Linked DNA regions of Mus musculus: all the other regions are linked to region 5. The links are chromatin loops, found by intact Hi-C in ENCODE. Cell type or tissue: heart. All regions are shown on one strand. Region 1 overlaps C030029H02Rik (RIKEN cDNA C030029H02 gene). Region 2 holds the start of Gm36675 (a long non-coding RNA gene). Region 3 has its middle 21 kb from the start of Gm36675. Region 4 overlaps C030029H02Rik (RIKEN cDNA C030029H02 gene). Region 5 overlaps Gm51502 (predicted gene, 51502).

Region 1 (5,000 bases), 230 kb after region 5:
TTATGTAGGTGCTGGGGATTGAAGTGTGTTGTTCACGCTTGTGCAGTAAGGACAGCCCCACCCCTCCATTCTTCTTGTCTGTAAATCTAACAGGTTGCTAGATTCTTTTCTCTGCAGCTTTTTCCAAGTTTAAAAACCGAAGCTTTGGTAGAAAAACACTTGGCAAGTGCCCACACACCTGCACTCTGGCTTATGTCTGGATCACAGGAGCTATATACATGAGTCAGAAAATTACAAGAAGATGAGAAAAGTCTCATCTTCAGGGAAATAAATCCCCTCATCACTTATCCCCAATGAAATCTAATTATTTTGACTTTCCTGTAATCGTTTCTACTCAAGAAGTAAAAAATAGGAAAATAATTTAATTTTATTGGCAAAATTTACTAGATTAATACAACTAAGAATGTCACATAAAATGTTAGCATTAAATATTAAAATATATTAATAAAATGCTAGATTACTAAAGCCTAATATTTAATATAATGCATTAATTGGAAGAACTATGTCAGTTTAAATATTAAACATAAAATGGAAGTTGCCAGTGGGCTGTGCAGAGCGGGATAACAGCAATCGTCAGCTTGTGGCTCTGCTCAGTAAAGTCATGGAGGGGCCTTTCCAGCTGGTCCTACAGACACCGGTGGTATAGGCAAAAGCTTGAATCAAAAGTCTGTTTTCTAAGAAATGGAAAGAACTGAAGCCAGAAAGTCACAGAGAGGCCAGGCAGTGGGAAGCAGTGTTCACCTCTTTCTGTCTGCCACAGGGAGGAAGAGTTATAGAGCCCAAACAATGGAGTTTTGGGTCACAGAGAAAGACTTTAGAGAATTTGTAGTTCATCCACTACCTCACAAAAAGGGCAACGGAAAATCTACTACCCCTTGTTCTCTGCACCCTTTCAGCGCTCAGGCTAGACCCTCCCTTTACCACACCTTGGAGGGAATCCAAGGGCAAGGGAGAGCAAGGCAGAAGCCAAGAATTGCAACTCCAAGGTCAGAGAGCCTTTGCTGGAGAACTGCATGTGAGACCTAGCTAGAAAAGGCCCCATCCCCACCCCTGCACACAATCCCTGCCCCTCCGAGGTCCAGAGTGCTGGCCCTCACTACTTATGAATACCAAGAGGGCTGCACATGCTTATACCAACCCTGGGGCCAGTTGCTATTCTTGCAGGAGAGCAGTGTATGAAAGCAGCCTGTAGAGGAAAGAGTCCTGGGGAAACAGATGAGTCTCCTTAGGCTGCTGAGTCATGGAGCCGGTGGCTCCTCTAACTATCGTAGTCCTGTTAGAAGCTGTTTGGCACAGAACCAGCTTCTGTGTACCCTGCCCTTTCTTTGGTGCTGGCCCTGTCCTGGTGCCCAGTGGTGAAGGGACAGGCCTTTCCTGCTCGTTCTGAAATCCCAGCTGGAAAAATGTGGGTCTCAACTGGTTGCATAGACCACTTTGCTCTGCGCTTTTTTCCTGTTACCCGTGGGTGTATAGGCGATATTGTGTCTTTGTGGAAAATACACACATACTCTATACTTATGCACACAGGTGGACACAAACAAATACGCCGCACATATATGCACAAATACACATGAATACACACATACACGCACAAGCACAGACAGGCCTATGTATACCACGTATACACACCTACACATAAACACACACTTACAAACATATATACACACCATACATATATGCAGGTACACACATAAACACACACACTCAAACATTCACACATACCAGCAGACACACACACATTACACATGAATATACATGCACACATATACACATACATACAAATGTGCATTCATGCATATACATGCACATACACACACACTAGAGATGCACACATAAACACACATTCAGACAGGCCGAGCATATGGTCAATACAGATGCAGAGTAGCTGTTCTCCACCTCCACCCTAGGTGGCGCTGGATGGTATTCAGCGATGTTTGGTCTGCTCAGACTGGATTTGTACTGGCACCCAGTGGGTGGAGGCCAGAAATGGCCTCAAGCATCTAATAAGGCACAAGACAGCTCTGCACAAACATTCTTCAGCCCCTACCCCAACGGCAAAAACCTCCAGGGCTAAGAATCTTGGTTTCTATGTGTAAACACTTTTAAAAAATATTTTTAAAACACTCATTTTGAATCCTCAAAGCTGGTAAGATGTGAATGTGAAATAGAATTGCCCAGGCTTGCTTACAATGTAGCCCAGGTTGGCCTCCAAGTCATGAACTTCCTGCCTCAGCCTTCTATGTGCTGGAATTATATGTGTGATCTACCATGCTAAGCAGGATGACTGAATTTTAATATAAAAAATTAGGACTCTAGCATTGGTCTACTAGAGCTTCTGTCTCCTAGAAGTCTTACGATCATTTATTTTCTCAATTTCTAGAGGCTGCAAGACTACAATCAAAAGTATATTATCTGTACTTCCCCTCCTCCCGTGTACAGATGATGTATCCTTACTCTTTCCTGTGTCTTAACAAGGGCTTTGTGGTGTGTGTGTGCATGAGCATACATGTATATTAGCATTTGACGACTACAATGTTCTGTAATAGTAAATCCTACTGGTGATTGGATTAGAACTACTTTAATGGCTTCATTTTTCTTTATTTACTTCTCTAAAAACCTTCTCTTCAAACATAGTCACACTCAGGGGTACTGAAAGCAAGGACTTCACATCATGGATTGTGGAAGAACAGCACATTGTCCATAATAGTAAGTGACATTAGGAGAATAAATAATAGAAGGGAAAACTCAGATTAGGAGGCTTGGCTATAGTGGCTACTCAATGATGAGCAAAGGTGATGGGTAGGTGGGAGAAGGGATATGGATATGGAGAATAATGGGCAAATACAGAGAAGGATGGGAAGTGGAGGGAGAAATGAATACAGGGACAGAGGAATAAGGGTGCATAGAGAAAAGGAGGGATGAGCAGAGGAGGGGAGTGGGAGACAAGGAAATGATTGGAGGGAGGGATTGGTGAAGGGAAGAATGGATAGAGAGATAGTGAGAAAGATAAACATGGAGGGATGAAAGAAGCAGATAAAGGGAGGAGTGGGTAACAAGAGGGAGAGAAAGTCAGACAGGAAATGATGCAAAGAGGAACTGAGGAGAGGATTGTGGAGAGAGGTGAAGGGATGTATGTATGTATTGATGGATGGATAGATGGAAGATGGATGGATGATGCATGGATGGATAGATGGATAGATGTATGTATGGGTGGGTGGATGGATGGATGGATGGATGGATGGATGGATGGATGAATGAATGAACGAATGGGTAGATGTATGGATGGGTAGATGGATGGAAGGATGGATGGGTGGATGAATGGATGGATGGATGGATGGATGGATGGATGGAGGAAGGTATAGAACATTTGCTGTGGGGATAAGAAATGTAAGGCAAAGGGATGTTACAACCAGTAAAGTGCTGTGCAAAGATCCTCAAGACACTGGTCCACGAAGAAGTGATAGACTAGGATATCTTTATCACTTAGACATGATGAGGCCAAGACTACCTCTGTGTACTTTTTCCTGTGTGTACATGTGTATGTACAATCTTTCAAAGGAGATGCCATGCAAAGCACAAGTGCGTCAAACATTTTCCGAAGGTCACTGCTCTACAAATGATGCACCAACAACAACCCTCAATCCTCAAATACACTGGAACCATTTCCCTGAGGAAAACACCAATATGGTGAAGCAGAATTCAGGTCGGCTGGCAGCTCTCCTGGGAGCTGGCACGCTTGGCTTGTATTCAGCTCACCTTGTCCTCCCTAGTGCAGGCTGTGACTGAGTTCTGAAGCGGGAAGGCAAGGAGCACTCCATGGCAACTGATCTAAGTGACTGAGCTCCCAAGCGACCACAGGAGAGACCTGAAAAGTGAAGAACACCAATAGGCCTTAGAACTCAAAATAGATTAATAGAAAAACTTGCCCTGAGTTTTTCAAAGGTATATTTTTTAAAGATGAATTTTAAGAAGATTTATTTTTAAGAAGCATATTGACATGTCAGTGACTGAACAAACACTTCAGGTGACAGGCTCAGTACGCTTACAGCTTGAATAAAATAAACTAAAGGGGATCACACACCTTGAAGATTCCCTCACCTACAGGCATTGCTATGCAGGGCAACTGTCACAGTTTGTTCTTCACACGGTTGTCCTTGGTGTACAAGGCCAATAATGTGAGCTTTAATGCTGCCAGCCCAACATTTACGACAGATGTGAAAAATTGTATTTAAATTAGAAATGCTAAAATTAATATTTATTGACTCCATGTTTCATTATCATTAGAAATTAGTTTGTTCTTGGTAAACAGTTTATAGCATGATATAAATACATTCCATTGACCTATTAACTGGCCTAATATATTATGGAATTATTGACAGTGGCAGTAAAATTTACTAACAGCCATTAAACCTTTTAACATACTTGATATGCCTGTCTCTATAATACCCACGAATTAGGTGTGGGTGTGTTTTTTAAGATAATCTGCTGCTGATATTAAATTCTTCCAAGATTTTAATATATTGTCTTAGTTTATGGATCATAAAATAAGCCTGGAGCTTACAAAAATTTACATGACAATTTTTTTTTTAGAAAAGCGCATGTAAATTTTAGTACAGTGTGAATGATATAAAGTACTCAAACACATAAAAAAAAGTTTCACAAACTGCACTAAAAGGGTAGTTAAGGTCTAATTTTAACAAAATCCATAGTCTGGCCAGGTAGGCAAGACTGAATGAAAGACTTATGTAGTTCCTGTGACCACTGCAAAATCAGCAAAGCAAAGGAGGAACATAGCTGGTGTCCAGTCCAGCTCCACACCAGAGCCAACCCTGGGTCACCAAACACATTTCTGGAGACTCAAAGCTGGAGCTAGGACTTCCACAGCACAAACATTATACAGATCACTCTCTTTCCAACAGAAGTCATGCCAAAGGGTTTTTTGTTTGAATCATGTAGAGTCATGTAGAGAAAGATGTGAAGAACCGTAAATAATGTAAATA
Region 2 (5,000 bases), 92 kb after region 5:
ATCACTAGGTCCTTGGCTCTCTAAGCTTGTTTTCCATGCCTTTCTGGCTGGTGAGCAGGAGTGTAGCACTTAATATACCTGGCTTGGCTGGCATGGCCCTTGCTGCTCTACAAGGCTCCTCTCTGATACAATAGCTGATGCTACCCCTTCTCCACATGATGCTATCAGCCTCTGAGGTCTGCTCTGCAGGAATGGTCCTGACCCACTGTGCTGAGAAGCAGCCAGGGTACTTGTTTCAGCTTGTTTGACCTCACCTTGCACATTGACCTGGGCTAGGGAGAGACTTCGAGTGATGCTTCCTAGATTCTGGTGAATCCTGAAGTTAATTACAAAGCTCTTGTGTTGAGAGCCTAGGAAATATCTGTATAAACATAAGAACTTTGAGTTCCAGCTCAGAGTCCATGTAAAACCTGGATGGTGGTACGTGCCTCCAGTCTCTCATCCTAGCATTGGAGAAGCACAGACACGCGAACCTCTGGGGCTCACTCTCTGGTCAGACGGCCTAGCCTACGTGGTAAACTCTTCATCCCAGAGAGTTACTCTGTCTCAAAAAGCAAGTAGAGGACTCCTGAGGAATGACATCCAAAGTTGACTCCAAAAGCAGGCATACCTGCATACACATGTATGTGCACACACACACACACACACACACACACACACACACACACACACCTCACACGTGCACCCACAGTAAAAGTATTGACTCCTAGTGTTAAGCAACCTACATGTCAGTACCCTTTGGGAACACTGCCTCTGACTTAGTAATGCTGGGTCTGGAGATGAAGATGTCCAAGGGGCTAAATGGACAAAACCGAAATATGCCCCATGCCTTATGTCCACACAAGAACTCTGAGGCCTCAGGTGTTATTGTCCAAATGGGCTGTCACAGGCAGAGATCACCTATGTAAAGACAACTCAATGAGCCCCTGGGCACTGGTCTAAGGGCCTTGTTAACTGAAAACCTCAAGCTTTGACTCCCAGTACTTTCCAAGGATCAGGCATGCTCCCTAAGACCTGAATGTGCTGAGAGATTCTGGAGTGACAGCCTGGTAGCCCCAGGCCAGTGGTCTCTGTCATGATTAGTGTGTGGCCCTGGCTTGTGTCGAACTAAGCCTACACAGGACTCCACATGTAGCAGTGAGTTACATGGAAACTATCCTTCACCCTGGCTCATCCGGAGAGGAATGCAACCCTAATTTCTTAAGCTGAGTAGCCCATGTGTTTATGTATTTAACACCTCAAAACAGCAGGGAATAATTAGTGGTTTGAAAACACGTTAACAAAACTAAGAGCTTTTTCAACCTTCAGACTCATAATATATGTAACTGCACAGCAAGAAACCTGAAGAGGGAACAATGCCCTTTTGTGAGAGAGTTCCCCCTTCCCCCACCTTCTTACCCCTGGGATGACCATAGCTTAGTGGCCTGTCTCACTCATGCCTCCTGGGCAGGCTGATATTTAGACCTACGTGTGTTCAGGAGGATCAGAGGAGAGATGCTGGTTTTGACTAATTGCAACTGGGCTGGGTCCCCAAAATACATGATTTTACTGAATTTCGTGTGATACCCTGGCAAACCTATCTTCTTATTTGGAACCAAATATTTAAACAAATATTGCTATAGGCATTAAAATAGGCAGAAGCAAGATCAGGGGCATCTTTGGGGTATGTGTGGTGGGAGATACAAGTAAGATGTTGAATTCTGGATCCCAGCCAGGCAGTTCATCTCTTTTACACATTTATTGATCTCGAGTTTTTCCTCGAAGGTCAGCCAGGGCTTGGTGACAACTGATTTTCACACATTTCATGTGCTTTCCCACCCCGTGTCTTTGAGTCAGGAGGAATTAACTATTACCCTATTGAAACATGTTCTTTTGCTGGTGGATTTATGGAAGTAGGAATAAAAACCTCTGAATAATCTTCAGCTCTCTGCAAAAAATAAAAATATAAAAAAGGAAAGAAAGAAAAAGGCCGGGGGAGCTCTTTTAGCAAGGCTGTGGAAGCATTGTGGCCTGAGGGACTGGGGGAGGGAGGGAGGTCCTGTCTGCATTATTCATCTCCCTTGGGGAGAAAGGGTGCTGGATGCCAGGAGGAAACTGGTCTGTTTTTAAAGAAGTCAAAGGAAACATTGGATGGGCTTGATGAATCAGCAGAGTTCCTCTGTTTACTTTGCAGTAACCACGAAACGCCTGTAGGGGGAGTTTTCTTATTGCTGTTTCCAGAAACAGGCTACAGAAAACTCTTTGTGGATTTCTCCCCTTTCCTAACCGTTTGATTCAGTTCTTACTATGGTATTGAGGTGAGATAGATTTGCACCAAAGCACTTTTCTTACCTCCCGCTGCTTCTCAAGGCTGGCTGTGGCACAGAGAAGGTAGATAAGAGAGACACTAGTGGGTAGCAAGCTTTGCGGAGCGGAGGGGGAAGCTTGTGGAAGAACGGGGAATACTTTTTTTTTTAAATAGAAACTTCTTTTTATTTATTTATTTATTTATTTATTTATTTATTTATTATATGGAAGTACACTGTAGCTGTCTTCAGACACTCCAGAAGAGGGAGTCAGATCTCGTTTACGGATGGTTGTGAGCCACCATGTGGTTGCTGGGATTTGAACTCTGGACCTTCAGAAGAGCAGTCGGGTGCTCTTACCCACTGAGCCATCTCACCAGCCCCCGGGGAATACTTTTTAAAAACGTCTTGCATACCAGCAAGGCCTGGACTGGAGTGATGGGGCAAGGCTGAGGATGCGGATGAAGATGCAGATTCAAGATGGTTGTGAGAGCAAAACTGCTTAAAACCTTAGGGGCAGTCCCGCCCTACCCCCACGGATGCCTCTGTAAGTCCAGCTGCAAGAACCAAGAAAGACAGAGGGCAAGAAACTTGGCAAAGTCCTTGTGTGTGTGTGTGTGTGTGTGTGTGTGTGTGTGTGTGTGTGTGTGTGTGTGTGTTGAGGCTCTAGTCCCTTACTGAGAATGACCAGAAAGTAGAAGAGGGATGGAGAGAAGGGGTGGGTCCAGACTCTTGAGCTAGACACCTGTTCTTATTAATGAATCATACCCTGTGGTCTCATGGGCATCTGGGCTACCAGAGCTAGGGAACCCTTTCTACAGTACAGTACCGAGGAACAGAGAAGATGGCCCCACGAGTGAGCTCAAGTAGGAAGAACAAAGAGGAAAGGATGCGTGATGTTTGGTAAGTGGCTAAGAGGAAGTGGGAGAGGCCTAGGGTCTCAGATCTCCACTTGCATGGGATTACCAGGGACCACTGCCTGAGAGCAGCAGGAGAGTCCCTGGTCCTCCCAGGAGGTCTGTACAGCTGGTTCAACAGCCTGACCAAAGGCATGCTTGTCCTACTGGAAGCCTGGGACTACTTGCAGCCTGTCCCAGTGTGCTGAGTTCCAAGTAGACAACTTTAGTCCCTCCCTCTTGGTTGTGACTTAAGTCTTAGTTGCAATCCTAGAATCTGGGCAGGGCAGGTAACTTGGCATGTCAGAAGTGGCAAGTATGCATGCAGACCAGGAGAGGGGTGTTGAACACCCCCAGGGTAGGAGCCTAACAGAAAAGATGGCTTGGGGGAATATTTAATGACACCTGTCAATATTTTTAAAATGTGATATTTATTCCAAAGAACTTATTTTTATGGAGCTCTTTAGCAAAGGAAATTTAAAACAATGTTCACTATTGGAAAGGGTTGTTAGGAAGAGACAAATTAAAACACAAAAGCTAAAAGATTGATAGGGGACTGTTTAAAATAAAATATACCATACACATAAAACAGAACACGAGCAGCCTTTAGGGAAAGAGTGAGACCAGCCTCCCCAGGACAATCTGGGATGATCCCATAGGCTTTTATTAAGGGAAATCAAGCTGAAAGGAACATGTTTAATTTTATTTGTGGAAAAGTAAAGGATTTGCTTGTAGCTATAAAAATCGTCTGCAGATCATGGTGGCTTCTGGGAAATAAAACAAGGTAGGGAGTGGGAACAGGTCATGTTTGTTCACTGTGGTTTGGGGTCTTCATAATTTTTTTTTAAAAAAACCAACTGCCTATATTGACTTTGTAACTAAAAATGAGTTCCGTGATATTGTGGGGTTTGTCCTCAAGCCTAAGATTTCTTGGAATGCAGGCATTTCTCTTTCAGAAATCCATATCCCCCTAAGTTCACCCATGCGGCATGAAAGGGAAGCCTGGGGTAACGGGCTAGCCTGGAGCCAGCCCCAAGTTCTCCATCAGACACCTCACCTCCTTCATTGTCAATCAGCAGGCACAGCATCGCCTCTCTGTTTTTGAAGCTGAGAAAACACAGGAGCAAGCAAACCTGGGCAGACAGACGCAGGCAAGCACTGGCAGGCACTGGCAAGCATGGGCAAGCAGGTCGTCAGATGCTGTCCTCCAAGTGCTTGCCCCTGCCTCACCTTGGCTGTCCTTTCTCGATCTTTTCAGCAGCTGCCCATTGGGTTTTCCAGGAAGCCACCCACAGATTTTTTCCTCATAGCTGTTCTTCCTCAGCCTCTTCTGTCTCTTTTTCCTTCTGCACGGGGCTTTGGACTTGTTACTAGACTGCCCCTCCCCACCACACACACCCTTTCCTCTTCCTGTCCTTACCTGGCCAAGTGGCTTTGAGCATCAATTATAAGTAGTATCCCTCCCTTTTCCCCTTTCTTCTTTTCCTCCTCTCCCCTTTTACTTCCTTCTCCTTCTCTTCCTATTCCTCTACTCCTATCTTTCCTCTTTCCCTTTCTGTAGCTCTCTCCTTTCTCTTCTCTTCATCTCCACTCTCAGTCTGCCCATTAGATCAGCTTTTTTCATTTTTCCCCATTCCGATGACTCCTGAAACTTCACATTGAGGCAGAGCTAAAGAGCAGTGTAGAATGGCATCTGCCACCAACCCTGATGATACAGAGAAAGCAAGCCTGACTCAGTGAATGTCACACAAATAATGGGTCAACAGGGTAACTTACCAGAAAGAAAATGAATGCTGTAGAATGATCACCAGGGCAATTT
Region 3 (5,000 bases), 72 kb after region 5:
TGATACTGAGAATAAACCCCGGAACGGAACCTGTTACTTTACGAAAGGCTTAGTGAACAGGGCCATTTGGGAGGAGGGTGACTTTAGGATTTGACTGACCTCAAGCGTGGGAACCGCTGTTGGCTCCTGTGCTGCGGGGCATGCATTTAAAGCCTTGCAAGTCTGGCTTCTGACTTGAGTTTCACAGCGAATGCAAATGGGTTTCTGATGAAGAATCTGATATTTCCTCCCCTGGCCTGGCTGGAGGCATTTCAAAGGCAGGCTTCCAGGCCTGGCAAGCTGCTGGCATTCTCAGATTTAAAGACAGACTTTACCAGTGACTGGGGCCAGCCAGAACAGGAAGACATGGGCAGGCCTTGGGGGAGAGGGGGCAGAGAAGTGCTGAGGTGTGTGGAAAGCAAGCAGGGCTCTGGTTTCACTGAGAATTTATTATTATTATTATTATTATTATTATTATTATTATTATTATTATTATTTGTAGATGCTCAAGCACACGGTGATGGTGATGGCGTTTCAGGAGCTGGGTGGGAAACTGAGGCAGCTTACCCTTCCCAGGACAGCTCCAGCTTTGCAGAGGACTGGGGAGATGTCCTCGCTCCTCTGACAGAGGTGCTTCAGTCTCCTCTAGCTGACCGGCTTGCCTTGGTTAGGGCTTTGACGATTGGATTGCTTAGCTTCTGAGGAACTCAGGACTGAGGGTCCAGGCTCCCTGTCTGCAGTTATTGCCACATCAGAAACTTTATGCCTCCATATTCAATTGGAACTCAATAATTCTTCATCATTTTGTTGCCTGGTATATGGCTGAACGCAGTATAATGAGGTTGTCTTAGACAATTTTAATCGTTATTAGTAAAATATTAATGCATCCGTTTATTCAGAAACTCAATCAATGACACCTTTCATCTTAGATGCATTGCTTAATGAGTCCAGCGAGGAACCTCTGGGGAGCAGCAAGTGACTGGTGGAAAGTTCCAGAAGATGTAAGCTAATTCTATCAGTGCGGCTTCTCTCTGTACATGCTTTAGTCATGGAACAGGCACCCCAGGGAGCTGTCTTCTGACCTTTGGAGTCATCTTTACTTCTGGTTTCCATGGCTTCCCTAGAACCTTGCCTGCTTGTTCAGAGAGTCTGCAGTTCCTCCCCCCCCTCCTCCCCCTCCCCCTCGAGCTCCCTGCCCAGCTCTCACCTCCTGGAGAGTTTTAATTCGGGGAATTTAGAAGGCTTAGCCTGGAGCGTTTTTGTTCATCCAGTTCTGCCTCTCTTTCTTTAAAATTCTTTATTTCCCTAACCCGAGCTACATACAACTCGGGCTGTTGGCCACAAATCCGTGTTGCGGATTCTGTGTGCTCTCTGAAGCGGGATTTGTTAGTATTCCACTGTGGGACCAAGCCAAGTCCCTAATAAAGTCTCTCTGGGGCTCTGCAATGAAGGTCACGGCCAACCTCAGCTCTTTATGTCTCAGTGGCTTCTTTAACCTGTCTTAAAATTGGATGAAGTAAAAACCAAAGATGATAAATGCACCATAAGTTTGATGAGCTTGATCGAAGTGTGAAAAAGGAAACCAATGTCCCACTGAGTCTCCTTGCCTGTTGTCAGAGGGAACCCCAGGTCTGCTCCTGCCAGCTCTGATACACATCTGGGCTAGAAGGACCAAATTACAGAAAGCATTCAACTAACCCTTAAAGAAACTCACAGGTAAGCCTGAAAATATTTGTTTAGAATTCTAGAAGTGTTTCATTAGTCTTTATTAAGTACAACTAGGAATCGATCTTACTATGACAATGGCATGCATGATTGTGATGTATTTTGATAGAACTGACTTCCCCATCATCCTCTCTTGTCCCTTGAACACTCCAACTGACCCCCTCCTCTTCCCACTTAGTCCTCCTTCTACTTTGATCTTGTTTGGTGGGGGCAGGAAGACTCAATGACTTTCGTTAGGGTTGTCTAGTAGCAGAATAGGTGATCGTTGTTGACAAGCAGTGACAACTTACTAGTGGTTACACATTTTCAGAAAACATCTTTCTTCCAAGTAACCATTACTACCTTTATCATTTTTAAAGTTATTTGAAAGGAGTTGACTAATTTGTGTACATGTTTGTGTGAGTGTGCATATGTGTGCATACTGGTTGGAGAACCTGGGTGAGGGCCAGAGGAAGGTGTCAAGCGTCCTATTTTACTGCTGATTATGTATTCCTTTGAGGCAGGGTCTCTCTCTGAACTGATAGCCCCGACTGGAAGTCCCAGCAATCACCTTGCCTCCACCACCCATCAAATCCAGGGTTGCAGGCATTTGTGGGGAAGCCTGGTTTTCACATGGGTCCTGAACTCTGAACTCATGTGTGTGGCCCAAATGGGCCTATCTGTTGAGCCATCGTCTCTGCAGTCCTGGAAGGTTTTTAAATGCAAGGTTGTGTGACTCATGGCCTTGAGAACATTTTCCGGTGATCAGAAACGATGTATTTTCAAATATTATTGTAAGTGTCTCTCAGAGTGTGTCTCAGTTGTCCTGCTCATGGCTGTGATAGGAAGTGTGCCCCAGAAGAGTCATGTGTAGATAGTGTAACTCCCAGTTGGTACTATTGGGAAGCTATTGGGTCCTGAAGGTGGCACTTCATGCATGGCCTAATCCGTATGCAGAATCTCACTATGATGGCGTTAGCAGCAGGTGGAGAAAGCGGAAAGGTAGGGTCTGACTGGAGAAGGTTGGGTCATTGGCAGTGTATCTCTGGACGAAATACCTTGGTTTTGGTCCCCCTTCCTCTGCTTGCTGACCTCTGGGAGGTGAGAGCCTTTCTTTTCTTTTGGGCCGTGGGATTTCTTCCTTTGTGCTAGGCCCAAGGCAATGGAGCCAGGCATCCTAGCTTGAGCTCCCTGAAACCTTGAGCCCAAACCTTTCCTTTTTTAATTCAACCGCCTCTGGTGTTTTGTCACAGTGTGGAACAGACTCACATACCAAGTCACAAAAGATGGTGGTCTTCTGTGTTGCTGACTTAGCTAACATTCTTCCCAGTTTATAGCCAAAGAGAGTTGAAGGAAACTCCAAACCATAGCAGACACAGAGACCATGGACCCAGAAGATGTCAGCACAGCTAAACAAATCTTCATGGTGACTCCAGAGGCTCCCATTTTCTAATTCCTCACGAAGTAGCATCCGGGCAGCCTATCTGCTCCATTTTCCTGCTGGGTATCTCAGCCAATCTGGTCTTTATCCAGTCTCAGTTCACTCACCCTTAACATGGAGGGAGTTACATCAGCCTTTGATGTCAGCCACAAGATTAAAATGGTCTAACATGAAAACTGTGTGGCACACAGCATGTTCAAACTTTGATATGCCCTTCTGTTTGTCAACTAACAGTTGTGACCTGACATTGTTTCATTGCTGCTAAAATCCAGAACAAAAGGCTCAGCTTGGATCTGACCTTTGAGCTCTGGCTGCCCTGGCCTTTTCCTTCCTGTCGTTCCTGATGCCAGCACAGTCAGGTGGCAGGGTGACTGACATACCCAAAGATGGGCTCTCTGTTGGAACTGCTCTCCTATTTTGGACGCTAATAATGAAACTTTCCCAGTGATCTGGGATGTTTGGTATAATCATTTCTCATGATGGTGTAACAAGTCACTGAAATCTTAGTCACTTAAGAAAGATTTGTAATGTCCATGCTCAGAAATCTAAAGTCAAAGTATTCGTTCACAAGGTAGGTTCTTCCTGGAGGCGGCGAGAGAATGTTAGTTTGCTCTATGCTGTACCCCTTGCTTCTGGCAATCCATGTGTTCCTGGGCTCATAGCCAACAAACCCAAGTCCATATTTCCATCACCTCCATCTCGGAACTTCCCTTCTGGGTGTCCTCAATGCTGTCTGCCTCCACTACTCATGCAAACATGTCTGCTGGGATACCACACCAAGTTGGCTGCCCCGTCCCTGGTTGGTAGCTGCCACACACCCTTGCTGAAGTGCTTTATCAACGTAGATCTTTCAGGATAAAATTCTCCTAAAATCCCATGGGCAGAGGGCCTCTCCATTTTTGCAGCAAGCAGAAATGACCCTTTCTAGGAAGGTGACCTCTCCCTCATCTTGATTTTGTAATCATTGCTGAAAAGTCACATCAATTTGTCTTCATAAAATACATGAATGCTACCGTTTTCAATCTAGCTAAGATAGAAGACTTCCTAGAATATTTCTGAAGCAACCCACAATGTTACATGGATATTCAACCAACACTATATTGTAGACTCCAGTCTCCTTTACCTCACATATCCCTTATAATTTGAAAATTGCCTCATCAGGCCTTTCATATTATTATGTGGAGCTTTATCTTATTCTTACCTGTGGGGTTTATTTACTTAATTTATTTATTTGTTTCCTTTTGAGTCTAAGTAGCCCAGGCTGGCCTTGAACTCATCGTCTTCCTGACTCAGCTTCCCCAGTGCTAGTACCACATATGGCATCAGGGACTATAGACTATGACATTGTCTTGTTCTTATATTGCAGGCATGACATTACCACTTGAATGTCTCCATGATGGAAGACACATTCTAGGGATCCAAGGCTCAGTTTCCTCTTCAAGTTTTCCACTGGCTTGGTAGATTTGAAACTGCATTTTCAGCTTTCAGAGCAGCCTGGCATTTGTAGCTGATCCTTGATGGGCAGTTCTTTAAAGCTCTTTGCACCTGTTCACTGTGCTGCAAAGAGACTTCTCTTTCTAGTAACCCCCTGCCTCAGAAATGAGATTGAACTTGGGTTCTAGTCTTTGGGAGTCCCCAGCAGGCCCTCAACAATGAAGAACTAGGGGGGCCTTGTCAGAGAGTTGGTCACAGTACAATTTCAGCCAAAAGATAAGGCGGAGTTAGTAGTGATTCTTCCCAAGGGAAAAATTTAAGAGCACTGTTTATTTAGATAACTATCTAAATAATAACTTAAAAGGGGAGACAGTTTTCTCCTCCACCAACTAATTAATAAATAAACACAGGCAAGAAGCTGAGGTAGTGCTTGTCCCCAAGA
Region 4 (5,000 bases), 250 kb after region 5:
TTTATTCAAGATCCTTTACAGCCAGGACAGATTCTACATGAAATCATTAGAGTTAAAAAAAAATCAGGATTCTGTCTAGTGTATTCAACTTATCATTCATTGCCTCTTCGCCCTTCACTTCCCAGGTTCATCAATCATGTGTGACACTCGTCGGAAGACATGATTTACTTTGAAAACCACTAGAGCAGGCACTGTGCATGGGACTTGGGATCTGCCAGGCTGAGCCTCCTTTTAAGAACCTAGAGTGGGTGTACTTCAGACTTCTCATTCCAGAGCTGTCATTGGGGCCAAATATGGGGACATTTAGGTCATCAGTGATCCTGGTTGGGTCTCTTTCTACAACCTCTCCTATCCCCTGATTCCTCAGGCACAGGCCAAGGAAGCTGAAGAGTGAAGCATCTTGGGAAACTGAAGTTTTCTAAGTGTGTGTTCATGGCTGAATGAACTACACTGAATTGTGTAGTTTATTGCCTGATGCACGGGCATGCTCTGAGTGGGAAGACAAGGAGAAGAGCTGGATGACAGGCTACAGCTCTGGAGGACCAGTGTGGAGTCTAACAAGAAATGTATGTGGCTATTAATTATGTTCCAACAACCTAGGCTTAAGATGACTTGAACTGTGGTATGTGGAAATGGTCCATGAGAATTGACAGCATCTAACACAGCCAGGTCCAGAGACCAGAGCATATTCGGGTTCTATAAAACCTTCGCTACAATGTCACTCTTCTGGTCAATAGGATGGCAAGTGAAAGTAAGCCAGCAATGTGTGTCAAAATTGAATGATGTCATATGAGAAAAAATAGAAACTATGGCTGGGCTTATAATATTATCATTAATACAAATTATGTTTAATTAAGAATTTTTATTAGACTTCATCAACTCAAGTAATGAGGGTCTTTATTAAGACAAAATGCCAAGCAAAAATGATCTACTTTCAATACCTAAAAGCTTGAGGCCAAGCTGTCCATTCAGGGCTGGAGAGGGGTCCTGGCCCAGGAGGAGTCCTTTCCTAACACCTCACTTCCTAGTGTCTGATCTGAGCACTGAGCTGGGACCTGAGGTGCATCCAAGAGCCTGGCTTCTGGGGAAGGCTTAGACCGCACTCCTTTGCATGCACTGGGTCTGGACTCAGAAATGCAGATCAGTCACAGGAACATTCATATGCCTGTGTGCTGCCGCCACAAAGCCCCCACGCCACGCTGAATTCTGCCCCCCGCCCCCTCCCAGGATCAACATCCCTGCTAACGGGGTTTATTTGCTATGGAGGCCCTGCTAAGCAACAGGAAACTCACCTTAATTAATGTCAATATATTTCTTTACACCCACAGCCTCTTGGAGGAGCTAAAGCAAAACAAACCAAAGGGGGGAAGAATCTCAATTGATTAGGGGATTTTAAAAGAATTCTTTAATATTAGATTAAGCCCATTTTGATTGTAAATCTATTTTCAGCTCAACATTACCAAAGAATATTACAAGAAAACTCTGTTTTATGAAGTTATTATGATTTAAACCATTCTCTCTCTGCTATCCTCCCTGACTTCCCCTCACACACATTCGCTCTCCAGAGGATCTAAAAATAAGCCTCCAGCTATACATGTCAGTGCTCCAGGTTTATCCCACAGACTAAGGAATTTTCCACAAAATACTTTTATTATTTTCCAGGGTTCCACTATAGTATTTGGAAACAAAGGTGGCTTTAGGGCTGAACCATGAGGGAAATGAAATGGCCTAATGGGCAGAATCACCCTGTCGCCATAGTCCTGCTCACAGGGACCAGAGCTGGGTTTTCCAAAACCCCATAGTCCACTGGGTGAACTGGATTTAACAGCCATTTTGTGTCACAAGATATCTCTTCTGCATGCGGGTTTCAGCCATATTCTGAGTTGTGAGAGGAAGGTAAAATAACTCCCAAGGTGGCTTTTCAGGAAAGCCTAGGCTGTACCCTAGTGGCACAGTTCAGGGTCGCAGGCATTTTACAAAAGCAGTGTGCTATGGCTCTGGATATGTTGTGCAAACTCCCTTTTCTGCCCAGGACAGCGTGGAAGATTTGGGATCTGTTGATTTGATTCCAGAGACAAGAAGCAGGGAGAACAGGAAGTCATTTGGCAGCTGTCACACATTCCAAGGCCCATCTTCAGCATCTGCTGAGAGCCAGAAGAGAAAGTAGAAGATGGGTGGAGGAAGACATGTTTGTATGATGGTCTGGTCCCAAGATATCAACCACAGGGGCTGGAGAGATGGCTCAGTGGTTAAGAGCACTGACCGCTCTTCCAGAGGTCCTGAGTTCAATTCCCAGCAACCACATGGTGGCTCACAATCATCTGTAATGTAATCTGATGGCCTCCTTTGATGTACTGAAGACAGCTACAGTATAGTCATAAATAAAGTAAATAAATCTTTAAAAAAAGGTATTAACCACATATCCCCTCTTACTTAAACCAATAGATAGGAGTCCCCAGAGCTAATGGTTACATGCTACTTGTCCTTGTGTAGCACACCTTGGAACCTGGTTCAGCTAAACAGAAGCAAAGGATTTGAGCAGTTATCTTAAGTTGTGCTCCTAAGCCAGCTCAGTATAGAGAATCAATATAGGCATGCAGACAATTTTATGTTTTACTCTTTCCTTTGAATGCTTAACTTTCCCCCTTTGTACACAAAGGGTATCACTCAGGTATTCCATAGCTGAATGGCTCAGGGTGGAGATACTAAGAGCAATGTCTCAGCTGCTGGTGCGGCTGTCAATCTTATACAGTCACTAATTGTTTTGAGTGACACTGCCCACAGCTATCAATCAGTCACAGAGACCTTTTATGTGCCAATATCCATGTAGACTCCTGTTCCATGACTAAGGTAGCTCACATTTTTCTGTCTCTGTCTCTGAATATCTCTCTCTCTCTCTCTCTCTCTCTCTCTCTCTCTCTCTCTCTCTCTCTCTCCCTCTCTCTCTCTCTCCTTCTCTCCTCCCTCTTCCTTCTCCTTTCCCTCTTCCTCTCCCTCTTCTATCCCCCATATTTTTTCCCTTTCACTTTTTTGAGGCTGAGTCTCATGTAACCCAGTATAGCTGAAGATGACCTCGAACTCTATTCCTACATGCCCACACTTCTCAAGTGCTAGGATTACAGGTGTTCTCATGCACAGCTCCCTCTATCTCTTTATCATCTTCCCACATTTAAGAATTTTTAAAATAATTGCTTTAACCGCTGCAGAAGAGAGGTGCTATAGTTCTATGGTCCCTGGTCATAGGTGAAGCTAAGCACTGCGCAGAACGGGTTTCCTGATAAGCTGTGTGGTGGGAGTTGAGCCAGGTTCTCTCTGGAACAGCAGCTTGAAGATTTCTCATTTGAAGATGGCCAAGGATAGCTGAGAGAACTCCTGTGCTGCGAACATTCCACGGCTAAAGGAAGGCTGGATTTGTTGGGGCGTAGGTCTAGACCCTCCCTGAGAGTTGACACAGTAAGAAGCTTGCTGCTTTGTGTGTACCTGACATGAGAATACAGCTGTGAGCAAGCCATGACTTATGGCTACCATTGGGGGTGAAGGCTCTGTTCTAGTAGGAAGCATAGATAGAGTTTCCCAGGATGACTTCCCTTATCTGTGCCTACAATTCTCCATCTTCAGTTTTTTCCTCCTGCCAGTGTCTTCACGACAATAGAAATGTTGTGGATAAACTTAACACATGATACCCTGCTGAGGTTTTCATGTTCTGCACAGTAAGGTGGTGTCCAAAGACAATTGTCTGCTGCCTCTGCAGCAGCAATGGGCATGTTCCTGTTAGTGGCATTGCGTGTTCTCTTGGAAATGTCATCTCATTCTTCTTCATAGATGAACAAAGTCCTGCTGTGTGTACATTTACTCCACCCTTCATGGTTTGATAGTGGTCCCTCCGTTTCCTGGCTATTGTGAAAAACACATCAGTGAACATGGCCATGCAAGTATCTCAGTGGTACAGTAAATCCTTTGGGTCTATACATGAGAAGGGTATCGCTGGGTCAAATGGTGATTCTAGCTTTACGAGCTGAGAACCCTCTGTACAGTATGTGCATTGCTTTACTTCCCACCAGCAGCAGATCACAGCTCCACTCTCTCACATCCTCACCACCACTTCTTATCAGTTGTTTTCCGGGTGACGATCATTTTGACTTGTATGAGAGTCTAGAATTGTTTTGACTTTGTATTTCTCTAGTGGCTAAGACTGTTGAACAACTTTTTGACATTGACCATGAGAGAGGAAAAAGAGATCCTAAGAAGGGGACGAAAAATTCAAAGAGTGAAGGATTACACTGGACACGAAGACAGATTGACCTATCCTGACTGCGGGTGGCACCATGTGGGCATTGGTCTTGGGGAGCAAGGACTATGCAATAATGCATGATGGATAAGGACAGAAAACAGGGACAAAGAGGAATGGAGAACAACATGAGAACAATAAAACTGCCATAGTGAAATCAATGATCTCATGTCATATGCTAACTTAAAAAGTGTATAAAGTCAGTTGCATTGAGTATCTGAACATGACAAACAGAACAGGAAGTATACCAAATGAAACAGGAAGTATACCAAATGAAACAGGAAGTATACCAAATGAAACAGGAAGTATATCAAGTGTTCTGTGGCAGGCTTTAAAAGTTACTCCATCAGTGTTAATTTGTGATCATATGAATACTCACAGGTCATTGGAACTCTGGGTCACAGCTTATATGAACCATTTATGGAAACAAGGCTTCCTCCAATGCCTAAGCTCTGCTCTCACAGAATACATTTCAAGACAGTTTTGCTAAATGGTAATTTTTCAGGAATCAGAAGTGCTACACTTTGTCCTGTGAACTCAGGCTTGGTTACACAGAGCTCTCGGGGATCATAACACCCATAGAGGTCACTCTTCACATCCTGCACTTCTTGGTGCCATAAGATCCCTGTAATCATTGATTGATAATTCTCTTGATTATTAATGTAATGAGGTTTAGAGTTACCATGGACACAGAATTCTGATGTGTGGTCAT
Region 5 (5,000 bases):
AAGGAGTTCATCTCTGTGTGGGTGGAAACGGGCTTCTCATGAATCTGAGATGCTTATCTGAAGGAACTGACAAACACAATAAACTGAGCCCCACCGAACCACTTATCCAAGTATTTCTCAAAAAAAAAAAAAAAAAGAAAGAAAGAAAGAAAAGAAAAGAAAAAGCAAAACAAAACAAAAATCCAACCCACCAACACCAAAAACAACAATAAAAATCACTCCAAGCCTTCTATGACCAGGTCTCAAAGCTAATATAAATGAAGTCTCTAAAATCCTACTTTAATTTTTTTTCTCTCACCTAGGCATGATAATAACTGACTCATTTTAGGAGTCTCCCCCTCCTCCTCCCTCTCTGCTCCAAGCACAAGGGCAGAAGCAACAGGCCCCCTCTGGAGCTGGCCAGGTAGGGGTGAGGGGCCGAAGTCCCCTTCCACCCCTTAACCCAGCCAGTACAAATCATTTATTTTCCACACGTCACCACACGGCTTTCGAGTGCAGATCAACTTTAAGGCAGTTTAATAAGGGCCGATTCTGAGCAGCATCTGTATTAGCTGCCTTTCCCAGCCTCTCAGGTCTTGCTAGATTGTTTACATTAACATACATCTTCAAATATTATTGACACTCACCTTGTTTTATTAGTTTGCATTTACCTCATTCACCATTTTATTATTCAAGATTTCCGTTGTTGCCAAGTATTAATCAATGTCTGATGCTGTGCAGTTGGGCAAGCTGCACGCAGCCGAGCGCCCCTAGGGTTACCACAGCCAAGAAGGAGAAAAGTGTTTTAGACATGTACACAACATGTGGTTTACAGTTATCATTAAATGAGGTGAACTGGGACCCTATACATATGGATTCTGAATTGCATAAATTTTGATTGATATCATTTGAAGACCGAGGCTCTGAAAGGCAAGATTTTGTGAAAGACGATACACAGACCAGCTATTACCACATCCACTCATACCAGGAGAAGTCTCTGAAATGAACGAGGCAGCTGGCTTTTAAATAGCTAAAACATAACATCAGTACTTATTTTGAATAATGAAAAAAGAGGTAAAACATGTTGACCCTTGCCTGACAGAAACATGCCCAAGAGTGAGACTGGCCCCTGGAGGCAGGCTCTCCTATCCAGTAGCTGCCAAGCCTTGCTCTCTCGCTCTCTCCCCTGCCTCCTTCTCACCACCCCCTTCCTCTCTCCCTCCTCTTTATCTCAAAACTAAAAGAAAAAAGTAAATATTTTTTTGAGCATTAAGCCACAATGGACAAGCAGCCAGAGAAAGAATTTTCAAAAATTCAGGAAACACTTGAGAGGTAAAGCCAACATCCTGAGACAGAAGACAGGCCAGTTTTTGACACCAGGTCGGACCTAAGAGAGGCCTAAAACCCCCCAGCCAGGAAGTGCATGCCCGGGGTCAGGGCCCCTGAGACAGGAGAGCTCACCAGTATCCACGCACCACCGAAACCAACAGGCCTTGTCATGGGAAATTGGTTGAAAATGTGCTGACCCGCATAAAACTTTTATTAGAATCCGACAGCAGAAGGAGGACCTTCCAAGGATTCACAGGTTGGGAGAGCTGAGGAGAAAGTGTGTAGCCAGACTCAGAACCCTGGATTTCCTTTTGGTGGCCCTGCTGTCCCTTTGGGACTGGGTGCATCTGGGGTCTAAGAGCCTCTCAGAGCTCCTGGAGGCTTTCAAGCCATAGTCCTTACAGTCTCCACACTGTGCCATCGAGGCCAGGATTGGGACATTATGTCCTGCACCCCAACATCACTGGAATGGAGGGTGGAAGTGCAACACCCCCATACCCCCGACTCCTGCTGAGCTCCTGGGCAGGCAGACTTTCTAAAAAGGGAAAAGGGACATAAATCAGGAAATTAAAAAAAAAAAGTTTCTGCACATTTTCAAAACCCACGTTGCGTTCTCTGAGGTCCTTTTCATTTTAACCAAATCAGGGGGAACTTGTCCTCACAGCGGCAAGGCAGATGGAACGATAAATCACAGGCGCTGTTGACTGCCTGCAGTGCACTCTCCGCAGCTGTCACTTTTTGTCTCTTTGGTTTTAGCTGACATGGTTTGAGGTCCACTGTGAACCGATCTGGACTTTTTTTTTTTAATATTTTTTTTTTTTTTACAGTCATATCCATCAAAACGACCAGTGGCCACCAGCCCTTTACGGCTATTGATCGAGTGGCCCTTGCCCCCTCCAACCCAGTGCCATCCTGCTCTTAGGTGAATCTGGGTGGGGGGTGCGCCTCGTTCTCGTGGATTTTCTTCTTTCTTTTCTTTTTTTATTTTCTTTTTTTTTCTTTCTTTTTTTTCTTTTTTCTTTTTCTTTTTCTTTCTTTTTTTTTTTTTTTTTTTTTTGGCCTCCAGCTACAGCTGTGATTTTCTGAGCAGTCTTGGCTCCTGTTATTAAAGTTGCATCGGGCTAGAAGCGAGCAAAGCAGATAACAGCCGCTGTACAGCCGAGCTGGGAAGCCCGGCAGCCTGGTTCGTGTTGTTGTGTTTTTAAGTGCGTGGACGCGCGGGCAGAGGCTCGGAGTTTCCAACTCGTTGCTTATTTTGCAGAGTAAACAAGCAAATGTTATGTGCATAACCTTAGCTGTCTCGCTAAAGGTCAGAGCGCCCCGGCTCATTTCCCCGGCTGCCTTTTGGGGGCACTCTGATGCCAGGGATTTCTTTGGGTGTCGGAGAAACAACATGAGCTCGGCTAACAAAGACTCATTTTACAAAGCTGCAAAACAAAAACATTGATTACATTTGAACCCGAGTGCGCTAGTTTGCTTCCCTGTGCGAAACGCACACCCACCCACGCAGGAGCGCAAAACGGCCAGTGGCTGGAGCCCAAGGGCCTGGAGGCCAAGGGGCAGCTTGAAGACCACTTGGAGAAGATTCCCTGGGGCCGGCCTCTAAGACAGAGGCCCTGGACAGATCTGGGTTCTCTGGCCATGGAGTTGCCTTTCAGAAGCCGGTTTCAAGTTTCCCTTAGCATTGTGTTTTCTACCAAGGCTCCACTTCACTTCAAAGTCCCTGTGAGTGCTCTCATTTAAGCCTTGGTAATTTCACAATTGTACACTGGCAATACCAAACAACAAAAAACAAAACAAAACAAAACAAACAAAATACAATCAGTAGGTGGGCATAGGGACCTTAGCTCAAAGATACACAATTAACAACAACCAGAATAAGAAAAAAAAAAAAAAAAAAGACTGCTTTTAAAAAAAATCCCCAGTTAGGTCAGGTTAAATTTATTATATTCTTTTATAGCTGAACTCTATAGTTTTGACGTGAGGCGACAGCTGAAATGTACCAGAGACCTTTGGAATTTCAGTACTATATATTATAAAGAGGAAGGAAATACGGTTGTGCAATCAGAAGCTAGGTGCTTGTCTTAATATGTTCAAGGAAAAATAATTTTAATTTTTGGAATTATTATTATACCTTTTTTTTCTCTTTTTAAATTATGGAGTGAAGTACGAGAAAAGCAGGGCCTGTAACATAGTGACTAGACAAAAACATTGGCTCTGTCAGAAAATTTCAGATTGCTACAGTAAGATGACTGGAAGATGAGGCTCCTGCTTTTACATGAACCACTAAGTTGGGCTAGCGTGCTACTCTGGATGTCTAAAGACTGCTTTTGTTTGGGTGATTTTTCGGCTGAGTGTGTCTGGGCTTGGGGTTCGAACCTGAAATTTATGCAAAGGGGTCAAGGGCCATCTCTCTGCTCAAAGTTCAATTCCAAGTGGGGAGAATTATTTTCCAGTAAAATTATTCCACATTGAGAAGAGTGGGTCTGTCTTTTAGGTTCTCCTATTTAGCTTAGCCATTGGAAAACAAATAGATTGAATATAGAATCTATGCAGGAAACTGTGTCCAGCTCCAAGAGCCTTGTGCTGGGTCAGGTGTCTACAGAGAATTTTGTAAGTCTCTAACTCCTGAACCATCAGAATAAAGAGTGTGTGTCCCTAAAGTCCTGCTCAGACCCTTTGCAGATGCCTCTGCCCGGGATCATGCCCGGAGCTCAGAAGCTCAGCATCGCTTTCTGCTGTCTTGTCACTATTGTTCTGACACAGAAACAAACTATCAGGCTGCTGTTGCCCCTCAGAAGGGCTAGGGTACCACTCTCTGTAACATTGTGGGCGTGCTGCCTTCCAAAGATTCACCTAGCTTCTAGGTAAACAAGCTGTATGACTTCAGGAGACAGAAGTTGTGTTCAGACACAGGTGGAGAAAAGACAACATAAACTGAAGAAAAAAAAAAAAAAGCCAAAAAACCCGAAAGCACAACACAAAGAAGTCAGACAAGAAAAGATGAAACAAACCTTTATAGAGAAAGACTGCATTTCTTTGTGCTTGCTAGTTTGGAATGAGTGGGAATCTGCCAGAAGTGGCTAGTTATCAAAATACAGAGGCGGACTCTTCAAAGACAAGTGTCTGGAGCCCCAGAATGTTTGTATATGACTACAAGAAATTAATTCCCTATTCCTGGGGAAAGGCAAAACATATCTCCTCCTTCTCCTCCCCTCGTGTGTGTGTGTGTGTGTGTGTGTGTGTGTGTTTGTGTGTGTGTGTGTGTGTGTGTGTGTGTTTGTGTGTGTGTGATTAATGTTTTTCTCTCAGAGTAGAGTATTATTTGGCACAAAGAGTTGATGAAAACGAGAGCAGGTCTCAAATTCTGCCCTGACCGTGGAGCCACTGAACCTTCCATCTGCGTCCCCAGCAGACCCTTCGTACTCAGTGGCAATTAAGGAGTCTGCACTTTGGTTTGCATGACATATTTTTCAAATCATGCAAACTGCTAAGAGAGAAACCAAATACCTTTGTAAGCCAGTGTTCCTTGTGCCTCCACCCCCCCACATCTGCATCCTAGGAGGGAAAAGGCTGGTGTCAGGCAGGGACGACCTGAGCAGAGTCCTGGATAACACCATTGAGGAGTCAGTCTACTCTTGATTCCCACTGTAGGGCTGACTCTATCTCCTCCTCTAATAGTCCTTATGCAG

What was found. Hi-C counts contacts between places; a loop is a spot of excess contacts. Peaks named below come from ENCODE experiments on the same cell type or tissue, not always from the same donor. Only the 100,000 strongest peaks of a DNase experiment are listed, where the experiment ranks them.
Region 1: it touches region 5 in a loop (2.5-fold over the local background); 3 of 42 quality-filtered maps call a loop at or near these places.
Region 2: a loop joins it to region 5, with 4 times the contacts of the local background. A loop is called at or near these places in 4 of 42 quality-filtered maps.
Region 3: a loop joins it to region 5, with 2.3 times the contacts of the local background. A loop is called at or near these places in 4 of 42 quality-filtered maps.
Region 4: a loop joins it to region 5, with 2.0 times the contacts of the local background. A loop is called at or near these places in 3 of 42 quality-filtered maps.

Annotation. Positions count from the first base shown.
Region 1 is chr7:136,292,733-136,297,732 of GRCm38, forward strand. The region is part of intron 3 of C030029H02Rik (RIKEN cDNA C030029H02 gene); the gene reads left to right. Among named protein-coding and RNA genes, the nearest start is that of C030029H02Rik, 27 kb to the left of the region's middle. In heart, a CTCF peak has its summit at 1,910; no DNase peak of the experiment used is centred here.
Region 2 is chr7:136,150,512-136,155,511 of GRCm38, forward strand. It overlaps Gm36675 (a long non-coding RNA gene), which reads left to right and starts at 2,647. Exons shown (of 3, transcript XR_378573.2): 1 at 2,647-2,832; 2 at 3,085-3,188. In heart, CTCF peaks have their summits at 2,190 and 2,389; a DNase peak (open chromatin) is centred at 2,080.
Region 3 is chr7:136,129,727-136,134,726 of GRCm38, forward strand. No RefSeq gene overlaps it. Among named protein-coding and RNA genes, the nearest start is that of Gm36675, 21 kb to the right of the region's middle. In heart, no CTCF peak of the experiment used is centred here; no DNase peak of the experiment used is centred here; H3K27ac peaks cover 403 bases.
Region 4 is chr7:136,304,394-136,309,393 of GRCm38, forward strand. All of the region lies in intron 3 of C030029H02Rik (RIKEN cDNA C030029H02 gene), which reads left to right. Among named protein-coding and RNA genes, the nearest start is that of C030029H02Rik, 39 kb to the left of the region's middle. In heart, a CTCF peak has its summit at 1,947; no DNase peak of the experiment used is centred here.
Region 5 is chr7:136,058,087-136,063,086 of GRCm38, forward strand. All of the region lies in intron 1 of Gm51502 (predicted gene, 51502), which reads left to right. Among named protein-coding and RNA genes, the nearest start is that of Gm51502, 13 kb to the left of the region's middle. In heart, a CTCF peak has its summit at 2,648; no DNase peak of the experiment used is centred here; H3K4me3 peaks cover 765 bases; H3K27ac peaks cover 1,545 bases.